Linked DNA regions of Homo sapiens: region 1 is linked to region 2. The links are chromatin contacts, found by Hi-C or POLR2A ChIA-PET in ENCODE. All regions are on one chromosome and are shown on one strand. The core of a region is the stretch at or near the end of the contact, and the rest is flanking DNA. Distances in the headings are between cores, read along the strand shown.

What was found. A loop is a pair of places that touch in the nucleus more often than their neighbours do. ChIA-PET counts read pairs that join two places held with the same protein, here RNA polymerase II (POLR2A). Pooled maps may share reads with other maps.
Region 1: a pooled map shows a loop between it and region 2 (9-fold over the local background). The contact joins two enhancer-like sites. A Hi-C loop is called at or near these places in 1 of 37 single-sample maps with no recorded cell type and 4 of 50 pooled maps. POLR2A ChIA-PET finds 5 or more read pairs at or near these places in 4 of 52 experiments (BJ, OCI-LY7, WTC11 and 1 more).

What each region holds. Positions count from the first base shown.
Region 1 is chr10:110,799,341-110,805,562 of GRCh38, reverse strand. RBM20 (RNA binding motif protein 20) reads right to left here. Exons shown (of 14, transcript NM_001134363.3): 7 at 5,645-5,776. Among named protein-coding and RNA genes, the nearest start is that of PDCD4-AS1, 68 kb to the left of the region's middle. Within about 2 kb of position 2,767, at least 22 of the 41 ENCODE cell types and tissues checked have a DNase peak (open chromatin) inside an H3K27ac peak, as active enhancers do; they include OCI-LY7, where a contact is called at or near this core.
Region 2 is chr10:110,670,667-110,677,390 of GRCh38, reverse strand. The region is part of intron 1 of RBM20 (RNA binding motif protein 20); the gene reads right to left. Among named protein-coding and RNA genes, the nearest start is that of RBM20, 30 kb to the right of the region's middle. RefSeq lists an enhancer at 4,596-4,885. Within about 2 kb of position 5,155, at least 25 of the 41 ENCODE cell types and tissues checked have a DNase peak (open chromatin) inside an H3K27ac peak, as active enhancers do; they include OCI-LY7, where a contact is called at or near this core.

The DNA.
Region 1 (6,222 bases), core at 1,518-4,017, 130 kb before region 2:
GGCATGGCAGGCTACACCCGTAAAAGTCACAGAGTGCTTGGCCAACATGAAGGGAGCTGCTGGAAAGTTTCATGCCCTCTGACAACTCCACACCTGTTTTACACACTTCAAGAGTCCTGGGAAGACACTGAAACCTTCTAGATGAGCCCAGAACTCATCTGAGCCAGATCCTGTCAAGGCAGCCCTGACTGTTTCAACATTACCAGGCTTTCTAGGCTCGACATCATCACTCACCCGACTCCTGCCTGGAAGCTCTGTCTCTCTTTAGCTAATTCTCCCCTTCTTCAAGGCCTTGTTTAGGAATCTCTTCCCTTTTTCACACCCCTCAGTCACACTGCCTTTTGCCATGGAACTTCTGGTAGCTCCTGTACTTATGCACTCATGTTTAAATCTTGTGTAATTTTGCACAAGAATAATTTGTCTCCCAGTTGGAGAGTGAACTCTTCCCAACTGAGAACCATGTCTTGTATTGCTTTGTAACTATCAGCACATAGAGAAGACTCTCAATCATCTTCCCAACTGAGAGCACCATGGACCATTCACAAGACTGCTTCCCAGGGCCAGAAGCCCTCTCTGTAGCGAGGAGGCTGGCAAGACCAATGGCTCTGAAACCAGACCCTCTGCCCTCAAAAGCACCTGGGAGTCTCATTCCCACCCGAAGCCTATTGAAGAGAATCTCTGGGCAAGAGGACTCCCCCCACAAAAAATCCCCTGATGACCCTCTGATGAAGTGACTGGGAGACACTGGTTTAAATTATTCCAAGTTCACTTCTGCATCAGAGAGATTATGATTCCATACTTATTGACGAAGTTTCCATAGAACAACCCAGAATATATTCCAATCATCTTGTCCAGGTCTGCAGGAAGAAGGCTACTCACTTTTTGTTGTTCCTTCAGATTTTCTCTTTCTTATTCATTTTGCATATTTATTAAACATCTATCATGTGAAAGGTTCTGCCTCAAATAAGCTGAGGAACTCCCTTGCCACAGGAAGTATATGGGGAGATAAGATATGTGCATGAAGAAATATTCAAGAGAGGAAATGAAAAATACCTTAAAATCTCTCCCTTCTCTCCCTATACTTTACCTGGTGAGCAAAAGATAAAGTTAGAGGAGAAAGAGCAATCAGAATTTCTCCCCACCTCTGCAAACCCTGGTGGGACCTCATATGCAGCCCCTTTGGCCCAGAGACACACATGGATACAGTGTTTGCCCTCTACCTTCCCGGTAGCCACTCTCCCTCCTCCTGATAGCAGCTGTTCCTCCCTCATCTTGCTCCAGAGCTCTAGGTGGGTCTCTGTCCCAGCTCTGAGGATGTAGCAGATGACACAGGTCCAGCCAATCACAGCATGGCCTAGCCCTGGCCAGAGATCAATTCAGGAATGTGCACCTGTGCTAAGCTAGTCCAGTCAGAGCGACTCTCTCTCAAAAGTCTCAGGACTTTTGTGGGAGCTTCTAGGAAAAAACTCTGGCTTTCTCTTGTTGAAGGAAAGGGAAGGGGGAGAAAGAGCTGCTGAGGTCACTGTAGCCATCATGCCACCTAGAGGAGAGAGCCTGGGCTGCTACGGCCCATCCCAGGGAGCCCCCAGTAAACAAAGCCAAAAGAGCAGAAGGCAGCGTGGAGAGAAACCAAGTCCTAATGAGGGTCTCTGGGTCCTGAATCCAGCCGCACCTGCAGCCAGATCTACTCCTGGACGTTTCATTTACATGCATCCATAAATTCTTTTTTTTTTTTTTTTTTTTTTTTTTTGCTTAAGCCAACAGGCTTAATGGAGATGAATTTCTGTTACGTGCAGACAGAGTGGCAGCTGATTCATATCAACATAGGGACCATAAAGCATGCATTACTATGTAGTTGAGACATACATTAAGTTGTTTTCACATCTGTTATTCCATGCGACCTTCACAATGCCTTAAGAGGGAATATGGCAGCTTGGGGAGCAGAAAAGCCCTGCTAAAGATCAGAAAATAATGTGTTCTGCGCCCTTTCTATTCAAAGTGTTCTCCGAGGACCACCAGCAGCAGCATCTCCTGGGACCTCGTTAGAAATACGCAATAACAGCACTACCCTAGATATGCTGAATCAAAGTGAGTTTTCACAACATCACCAAGTGATCTGTATGCACACTGAAGCTTGAGAAGCTCTGTTAGAATACTATCTCTGCGGCTTCTTGGCTGGGTGACTATAAGCAAATTACCTGATTTCTCAGGTTTTTTTCACATAGACAACAGAGATCATGATAACACACTATAACAATGCAGCTTTAGTGCAAAACCAAAACAGCACTAAGTTTTAATCATAGCTCTTCCAGTAGCTAAGTACAATCCTGGGCAAGTTCCTGAATTTCTATTAGCTTCAGATTCCTCATCTGTAAAACTGAGATAATAATACCTGTCTAACAGGACTGATGTCAGGATTAAATAATGTATGTAAACTTCTTTGCCCCAGAGTACCGGGACTCAATTAAAGGTATACATTATTGTTATTGTTGTACTCTTATAATTACTGCTATTATACACCCTACACACTTCACAGGGTACAGTGATTACGAGACTGAAAAGATAATGTATGAAAAAAAATACTTAAAGCCAAATAACTCAAAGTATAGTCCTTTCCTGATCTGTAAACTGAGGTTCACAGAGGTTAAGCAACTTTTCTAAGCTCACTAAAGCAGGAAGCGGTAGAGCCCAGGCTGACATCACCATCTTCCAATCTAGGATAGGTCACATGGTTGTCAGTGGTTCTTTGTTTATTTGCTTTTTCTCCCACCAGACTGAGCTCCTCGCCAGCTTGCTACTTCTCCCTCCATGGCACCTGGCCCAGTTCCACCCACGGTGAGCACTCAGTGCACATTTGCTGAAAGCAAAACTCGACCATCTGACCTCTTTAACCCATGTTTTTTGCACCACCCCAAACTATCTCCCTCAGGAAGGTATTGCTATGCTTTGGTACTTTAATTTAAGAAGCCAATTACTGCCGTTAATCCTAATTAGAAACTTATGACAACATCTCATTTGGAGACCAAAGCTCTACTGGGAACTTAGTGTAGAAATTCAATTCCAGCCCCCAGGGAAGAATCCAGGAGACCAGGAACTTTGGTTGGATATAGAATGGGGTGGGATGCTTACTTGTCTGAAAGAAGCAATATACTTTTATTAGGAAAAAAAAAAAAAAAAAAGCCAGGTTCTGCCTGAAGGAGAACTGTTAGTAAAGGAATTTCAGAGGCAATGATGCAAGCAAAGCAGATTCAGGACTCTGGAAGCTGGTTGACACAGTGCCCATCTACATATGGAGACTTGTCAGAATGCCAGTCCTAGCCAGAAACATCCACTAAGCCTTTGTCTTCTAACTTCAACCTTGAAGGTGGATTAAGGCCTGTGGGTCTTAGACAAAATGGACCCTAAGTCAATGTGGAATGAGCTAAAGTGAACGGGAAAATCCCTATTAAATGGAACAGTAGAAAGCACAAAATAAGAGGGTAGATTCAAACACTAATACAGCATTAATTACAAGAAATCCAAATAGACTACGTGCTCCAGTTAAGAGAACTCCTGCAAACCAATAAGAAGACACAATGCAAAAGAAAAGCATGGGCAGATGACCTGAAAAGAAACAGCCCATCAGAGAAGATCCAGATGGAACAGCCAACAAACAGATGAAAAAGTGCTCAATCTCCATGCGCAATTAGGGGAATAAAATATAAAACTGTGATAAACTGGCCAGGCACGGTGGTTCACGCTTGTAATCCCAGCACTTTGGGAGGCTGAGGCGGGCAGATCATAAGGTCAGGATATTGAGACCATCCTGGCCAATATGGCGAAACCCTGTCTCTATTAAAATACAAAAAAAAAAAAAAAAAAAGTAGCCAGGCATGGTGGTGTGTGCCTGTAGTCCCAGCTACTCGGGAGGTGGGGAAGGAGAATTGCTTGAACCTGGGAGGTGGAGATTGCAGTGAGCCAAAATTGCACCACTGCGCTCCAGCCTGGTGACAGAGCAAGACTCCGTCTCAAAAACAAAACAAAACAAAACTGTGATAAACCATGATACTCTCCCACGACAGGCAAAAATTTAAAAGTTGGACAAGACAATGTGTTAGCAAGAATGTGGACCATTGAAAACTTTTTTTTTTTTTTTGAGACGGAGTTTCACTTTTGTTGCCCAGGCTAGAGTGCAGTGGCACAATCTTGGCTCACTGCAACCTCTGCCTCCCAGGTTAAAGCGATTCTCCTGCCTCAGCCTCCCGAGTAGCTGAGATTACAGGCGCCTGCCACCACGCCTGGCTAATTTTTGTATTTTTAGTAGAGACGGGGTTTCACCATGTTGGCCAGGCTGCTCTTGAACCCCTGACCTCGTGATCCACCCACCTTGGTCTCCCAAAGTGCTGGGATTACAGGGGTGAGCCACCACGCCCGGCCGAAAACTCTAATACACTACTAGTAGGAGTATAAATTTGAGACAACTAATTTTGGAAAGAGCTTGCTATCATCTAGGAAAGTTGAGGTAAGCATGCCTTATGATGCAGCTATCTCAATCTTAGTTATGTATGTACCTCTAGTTATATGCTCAAGTGCATATATACCAGGATGACATGTTTGAGAAGGTTCAGATTAGCCTTGTCCCTAAAACAACTCAAATGTCCATCAACAGTAGAATGGATAAACTGTATAGCCATACAATGGAAATGTATATAACAATGAAAATAAATAGACATGCCCAACAACATGGATGGCATCATGTTGAATGAAAGAAGCAAGATCTGTAAGAACACAGCATAATTCCATTTATATAAAGTTCAAAAACAGGCAAAACTAAACCATAATGTTTAGGGAGGCATATACAGGTGATAGAACTATAAGGAAAAGCACAGATATGATTATCATTGAAGTCAGGAGAGTAGAGAGGGAGGGGTTGAACAGGAGGAGGGACTCACGGGAGCTTCTGGATGCTGTCCATATTCTATTTCTTGACTTTGGTGGTGGTTTTACGGGATTTGTGAGATCTCACCCATTATTACTTTTTAAACCATACAATATATAATCAGCCATTTTTCTGTGTGTTCTGTTATACTTCACAATAAAACAAAAAAGAAGGAAAGAAAAGAAAGAAACGTAGATCAGCTAAAACAAAAGCAAACCCTGGTTTGGAACTATTTGAATGCATCCCTGAGTTCTGACAGTGGCCAATTCAGCCAAGGGCTGCTTAGAAGGACTTCTATGAGGCTTAAGACGTAAATATGAAGGAGAGAGAAGAGAACAAGAGATCAAGGGGGTGACAGAAGAAGAAAATGTTACTGAAGGTCTGTATAGGGAGAGAAGGTTGTATTCAAGGGTTTATGCCTGGAACTCTCAGCACCTTTCCCTTCTGACTTCCTCCTTTAAAAGTTCCCCTGTGAACATCTTCTTCTGGAAAACTTTCCTTGGCTCCCAGGTAGTCTCAGGCGTCTCTTTGCACTTTGTATTTACCTCAAGAGCACTTTTCTTGCCATGCTGCAATGGTTTGCCTCGAGATCCTCAAAGGCAGTGTGTAATTTCTGAATCTTTTCCTATCCTCTCCTTTCCACCAGCGTTTAGGTCAGTGCCTAACACGGAGGAGAAACTCATCTGGTGCTTGTTGAATGACTGAATGAGCAAGATAATGCTTTACCTTGAGCTGCAATTCCTTGTATCTCTTGGACATCCGAATGAGCAACTTCTCACCATTGATCACAGCAGATTTTTCTTGATAATACTGGACCATGGCCTGTGCAGCTTCTGTGTAAGCCATCTCTAAAAAGGCCTAAGAAAGAAAGGAAGGACACTCACTGGACTTGACTTTAATGGTCTTAAACAAGATTCAGCACAAGGCATGATTCCACGTCTATGAAGTTCAAGAACAGGCAAAACTAATCAACGGTGACAGGAGTTAGCATTGAGCTTCTCTCTCAGGTGGGGATGGGGAACTGATGGAGAAGAAGCATAAGGAAACCTGACATTCTGGAAATGCTCTATATCTTTACCTGGGTGTTAATTATATGGGTGTACACATGTAACCGATTAATGGAATTGTACACTTAGGATGAGTGTACATTATGCACTGTAGAGTATGTGTTTTATACCTCACTTAAAAGGAAAAAAAGTCAGCACAAGGAAGAGATCTCTTTGATCCCATCTGTTCAAAGAGACCTTTTTATAAACATCACCAAAAGAGCTCATTATAAGATGGCCCTTTCCTGATCCCCAGGG
Region 2 (6,724 bases), core at 3,906-6,405:
GCAGAGATGGAGCCACTGTACTCCAGCCTTGGTGACAGAGCTAGACTGTGTCTCAAAAAAAAAAAGAAAAAAGAAAAAAAGATAGGGCCTTTAAGAGGTGACTGGGTCATAAGGGCTCTGGATTAATCCATTTATAGGTTAACATATTCATAGTTAATGGATTAATGGGTTATTATGAGAGTGGGACTGGTGGCTTTATAAGAGGAGAGAGGCCTGAGCTAGCACGCTTAGCCTCCTCCACCATGTGATACCCTATGCCACCTCGGGATTCTACAGAGTTCCCACCAGCAAGAAGGCCCTTACCAGATGCAGCCCCTTGACCTTGGACTTCTCAGCCCCCATAACTATAATAAATAAATTTTGGTTTCTTTAAAAATTATCCTGTTTTAGGAATTCTGTTAAAAGCAACAGAAAACAGCCTAAGACAGTCTACAAGTATCTATCTGATTGCAGCCTTACTTGAAAATTTTAAAATTCTAAAGTGACTCTGAGATTTTTTAAAAACATTAATATTTTCAAGCTACATATATTTTAAACCTCTTTATAGCCTCTTGCATCCACAAATTTAAAAACCAATATTGGATTTGAAGCAAAAAAAATAGCATTTGTTGCTTCCAAAGAAGCCAAGTTGGATTATATCAACGATACAGGGACAAGAACAAATAGGTTTGTCACAACCAAGGAGACTGCAAATCAGAAAAGTACAAGAAGTTGTTCTTCCTAATTGATAGACACTTTGTGAATTTTGAAATTTGTGAATGAAGTAATATAAAGAAAAACTCTACAATTGCAGAATGTCATACAGAAGAAAAACTACCATATGAACAGTTTGAAATGTGCAGGAACGCAAGTGTAAGAAGTACTAAGTGATGTTGCCCCATAAATTCTGAGAGCGATAGTTAGAATTAGCATTTCATCTTAGAGCAAAGTTTCTCTTCCACTGTTTTTTTCCTTTTATGCATGTTGTCTAAACGTCTCTGCCTTGGTTATAATTGTTTCGTGCATTGTTTAACTTTATAGGCAATAAAAGATACCACTTCCAAATATCTATTTTTCTCTCTCTGTGAGATGCAGGGCACTTATCTGTCAGCGCCGTCAGGAAGTGGGAACCAGCAGAGCGAGGACACTGGGAATTTCAGCATATCCTGATTTCAGCCCCTGGGATGTACAATTGGCACCAGATTTTATGCCAAATTTCAGTACAATGGAAATGTCCTGGTTTCACCCTCTGGGTTTTAGAAGACAAAAGGAAATGCAGTCAGTTCTTGGAGCAAAGCAGAACCACATCTGGAATTCATAGTCCATTCCTGGGATGCTCCAGAAGAAGAAATCCAGCGCCCACTATCCGTTAGCTAATTATCATTGCAGGTGACTACCAAGTAAACTCTACCTAAATCATGTCCACCCTCACTGCTTCTCATTCTCAGAGACTGCATTATAACCCTACATATATCTGTGAAATATAAGCCATAGCAGCTATCATTTCCTGCCTGCTTACTCTCTGCTAGGCATTCTGCTAAATGATTATATATATTATCACATTTAATGCTCCCAACAACCTGAGGTAAATATTCTTCCTTTTTCATAAATGAGCAAATCAAGGCTCAGAGAAGTAATTTCCAAGGTCACAGCTGGTAAGTGGTAGAGCCAGAATGTGAGCCCAGGTCTGTCTGACTTGAAAGGCGGGGCTCCCTTAGAACTTGAGGGGGACTATGTTAATCTCAACAGGGGCTTTCAACAAGCACCAAGAGACAGTATTATACAGTGGTGAAGAACAGACTCTGAAAGCAAGCTGCCTGATTCAGTTCATCTGAACCCCTGCTTGCCCACATACCTTACCCGCTGGAAGTTGGTTGACTTCTTTATATCCCAGTTCCTCTGCTATAAAGTGGACATAACAATTGTTATCTGTTCCATAAGGTTGTTTGGGGATTAAATAAGATACTACATGTAAAGTCCTCAGAACCACATTATAAGAATGCAAGACACAGCTGCTCATAATGATGATGGTGCTGGTTGTGGTAAAGGCCATGATCTCAAGGATAAGCCTCGCTTCTTAACTTTGGAGCCTCCTCCCAAACCTAGCCCATCATCCTACCTATTTTTTTGACTATCACAATTCAATATTAAACTTATTCACCAAAACAGGCTCTCTTTTCCTTTATTCCCATCCTGCTCTTTTCCGGGTATAGCCAGTAAGTTCACTTCCACCTATCCAAAACTTGCTCACTTCTTCAAGGCTCCCCCAAATCCCACCTCCATGAAGTCTCCCCCAAACACAGATGATCCATTGTTCTTCTTCCAGACAAATTGCAGTCCACCATTTAGAGTCAGCATTTAGAGCATCATCAGCAATCAGCAATGTACCATGGATACAGAATTGCATCCTGCCTTGGAACGTGTATTAGATATTTTGACTTTGTTTGCCTTATCCCCACAACTTGGTTGCAAGCTCCTTGAGGACAGTATATGATATATTTCTATGTCCTCCATAGGCAATAATACAGAGCTAGTGTGTGCACACACACAGACACACAATCACATCAAATAGGCATATCCTCCGGTGGGAGAATTCTGAAGTTATTGATTTAAATTATTTTAAATGTCAAGAGTGCAGAATGAAATCAAGAAAGAATCTAAAAAATATAGTACATCGACAGCCTCAAAAACACCAGACCTTGTATGTGATCTTGAAGACTTAAGCAGTGATCAATCTTAACGCCTGCACTTATTACCAGCTTGTTAATATGCAGGTTTCCTGATGCAATTCAAATTATTTGGATTAAACAGATTCAACACCATTAATCCAGTGAGCTTCAAAGTGATCTACAAGACTTGGGAGACATTATTGAGCTTGCGTGGTCACGACAAAAATGTGCAGCTACAGGTTATGTAATTCAAGTCTGCTCATCGTCTGGAAATGGGCTTGGAATTGGGAATGATTCTCAGAGGATGCTCAGAATGTGTTTAAACTTCAGGACACTGGAATCCTGCTCTAACCTGAAAGTAGTGGGGCAAAAACAGCAGTCTTGGTTTTAAGAGTTCCCTGTTGTAAGCAATTCCCCATGAACAGGAGAGCCAGGTGCAGAATATGTGAACTGATACGGGTACAGGTTTTCTAATGGATTTTACAGAACATAAGAATTGACTATAACTCAAAAATGACTTCCATCCTACACAGATATTAAAGCCCAGCCCTTCCTTCCAATATGTTTGCAGACTGAGTAGCCATAAATGAGTTTTATATTACTTCCCACCCACCTGACACACAAATGAACTAAAATGCACCCTTAAAGAGATATCGTCTCTCTTCAGGCAGCAAGTTTGGCAAGAAATTGCAATATAAAAATGCAGGAAGGAGGATTAGAATATCCTCAAGTCTGGCCTTGCCTCAGGAAGATACACCCTCAGACTGCCAAAGGAAAGCTTCTCTGCTGGTAGATTCATTCTCCCCAAAATGTTTAGGAAGCCAACCCTAAAAAGCTATGCCACCCACAGTAAAGGATATTCCATTTTTATGTGACTCAAGCTCATAACAATTTCTGATGGCTCTCTGAACTTAGCAATCCAACACAACCTCTAGTACCACTTCAATCCCTGAAACACAAGTAAACCTCATTCCTCCAGTTTCAATATAGGCCACTGTCCTCAGAATGTGGGGAGTTGGAAACAAGCAGATTGCAGAATATACATCTAGGTTTCAGATCACACAGACTTCAGCAGCCAGTACCTTCTAAGCTCTCCTCGCCTGTGGCCTTAGTGACATTATCTTAAGAGTATTCTCATAATTCCTGGTGCTGGTGAGGCTGGCCGGAAATAAACACTTAAGCACAGCTAGCAGGAGTAAACATTTATACAAATTTTTTGAAAAGCCATTTGGATGCTGGGCATGGTGGCTCACGCCTGTGATCCCAGCACTTTGGGAGGCCGAGCTGGGTGGATCACGAGGTCAGGAGTTTGAGACCAGCCTGGCCAACATAGTGAAACCCTGTCTCTACTAAAAATAAAAAAATTAGCCAGGCATGGTGGTGTGTGCCTGTAATCCCAGCTACTTGGGAAGCTGAGGCAGGAGAATTGCTCGAACCCAAGAAGCAGAGGTTGCTGTGAGCTGAGATTGCACCATGGTACTCCAGCCTGGGCAACAGAACAAGACTCCGTCTCAGAAAAAAGGAAAAAAAAAGAAAAAAGAAAAAAGAAAGAAAAGCCATTCAGGAATATGTATCAAGAACCTTAAAAACATTCTCACTCTGCCCTATGATAATGAGACTATAACCTAATACGGAAACAAGTTTTAGCCAGAAAGATGTTTACTGCAGAATTTTTTAATGAAAATAAAAAAACACCTAAATATTCAAAAGTAGAGTGGCTGTATATGGCATGACAGAATATTATGCAGCCAGTATGTATGTTTGTAAAATAATAATAAGAGAAAAAATGCAAAGTTCAAAGTTGAGCTTCATAGTACAATTAAAAACTAGAAAAAATAAATCTAACGTATGTATAGACAAAAAAGCAAAGGAACTATTCCAAATATCAGTTGATTTTAGATAGTGGACCCATGACGAGTTTTTCCTCCCTGCTTTCTACTGCTCTATACTAAGTATGTGTCAAGCTTTATTTGAAAAACTCAAGTACAAGTCCACGGTACAACCTAGCACTCTGGGGGCACTGGCACTCCAAAAGAAAGTTGCCTTCCCACTCCAGGAGAAAAGACCATCTCACCGGGGACCGCTGTGCCCACCCCAGGTCTGAAACGTCCCCTATCCGCGGACGGAAGCATCTTCAGGGGTCGCTGGAGAACCGTGGGGGCGCGAGCGCGCAGCTTCCGCGAACACCCGGGAAGACCGCCTGCGGCGCACCGCCCCGGGGGCTTTGGCTGACGATCACGGAAGCTCCGCCGGGCGAGGGAGGACGGCAGCAGCCCGGAGAGAAGGTCTCTGCAGAGCGGGGACGCAGGGTCCCGGGTGACACTCGGCGAGGGGAGCCTCCCCTTTGACTGTCTCGCTGAGACCTCTCAGGCTTCTAGTTTTCAAACACGAGGGTTGAATTATTCGGAGAGCTCAGCAGAAAGCGGATTAAGAAGGGGAAAGCCGAGGGAGCCATAAACTGACAAGTGCTGCGACCTCTCCGGCCACCAGGGGCCGAAGTCTCACCACTGCCCCCACCCGCGGCGCCAGGCATCGCCTCCCTCGTGGCAGAACCCTGTCCAAGTGCGCGGAGAAACGCAAAGCGCGGCAGGGACGGCTCCCTGAAGCCCACCGGGTAAAAGCAATGCCAGACATCAAAACCAGGAGCCTCCGAGAGCCGTCATCGGACAAGATAGGAAGAAGAGTCCCTAATAGGGCCCTAAAATACCCCCTAAGTTTGTCCCTCTGGGGTGAATTTGAAGTCTTCAGAGCTAAGTGGCTGATTATGAGCCTCAGCACCTCGGGTCCCAGGTGATATTTTGGTGATGAGACTCCACCCTAAAGGGATAGCAACTCTGTAAAAGCTGAAAAAGAATTCCTACATAATATCAATAATCACACCAGAATGGATCTCTTCTGTAAATTAACATTTTAAAAGATATCTTTACCAATAAAGAGATTTAAAGGGAGTGTTTCTTGTAAATACGGTTAATAAGCATGTCGATATATATACATATATATATATATCTTAAACAGTGTCATTTTACTTCTATTAAATTAGTTTTTTAAAAAAAATCTTGAGCTGGAGAGGTGTTTGTTTCACGAGCGCACAATGCATAATACTTTGGTAGACACTGTTCTGAGCAATATACAAATACTCATTCCCAATAATAGACCTATGAGGTGGGTACTGTGTCACTCCCACTTTAAAGAGGCAGTAACTGAGGCACAGGTAGGTTAAATACTTTGCAGAAGTTCACACAGCTGGTAAATGCCAAGTGTCAAGCTGGAATTCAAAGCTGGGCAGAGTGGTTCCGCTTAGTTATTGTGAGACCAATATCCTCCTATGTTACTGCTAACTTTTTAAACAGGTACAACTTTATTGTAAAGCAATGTGGCTAATATATCAAAAGCAATAAAAATATTCATACGCTTAGAAATAATAATCCCATTCTGAGAAAATATTCCAAAATGACATGCATGAAGAAAGCCATTACTATAGTATTGATAAGACAGAAAAACTAGAACCATCATTGTCCATCAGTAGGTGAATAATAACTTTGGGTAAGTCAGCTCAGTGAGGAGGTATGTGTACATGCCCACGTGGTTCTCCAGCGATCCCTGAAGATGATCCACTGGAGGCTTCTGTTTCCTGATTGGAGACGTTTCTAGGCCTGGGGGCTTCGAGGCAGCCACAGGAGAGATGGTCTTTTCTCCTGGCATGGGAAAGTGACTTTCTTTGGCAGCGCCAATGCCATCATGAAAAATTAAATTATGAAGAGGATGCAACTGCAAGAAAAGTCTTTTTACATCATAATGTTAACAGGAAAATAGAATGTAAAACCATGTGTGATACTTTAAAATATATGCACATGACCAAAAATAAAAGGAAGGAACACAAAAGAGAAAAATAACAATCTGACAAAGAGATTACTGCTAATATTTTTTCTTTCAAGAATTTCCCTTTTTGTTGTTACAGTCGTGTTGTTATGCATAAAGTTTGGAGAAACTGAAGTACATCTCAAAGTATTTATGAGAATAAGCCATATTTCCTGCGTCAAGAGCATCCCAAAGGAAACCTGTAACAGGGATGGTTC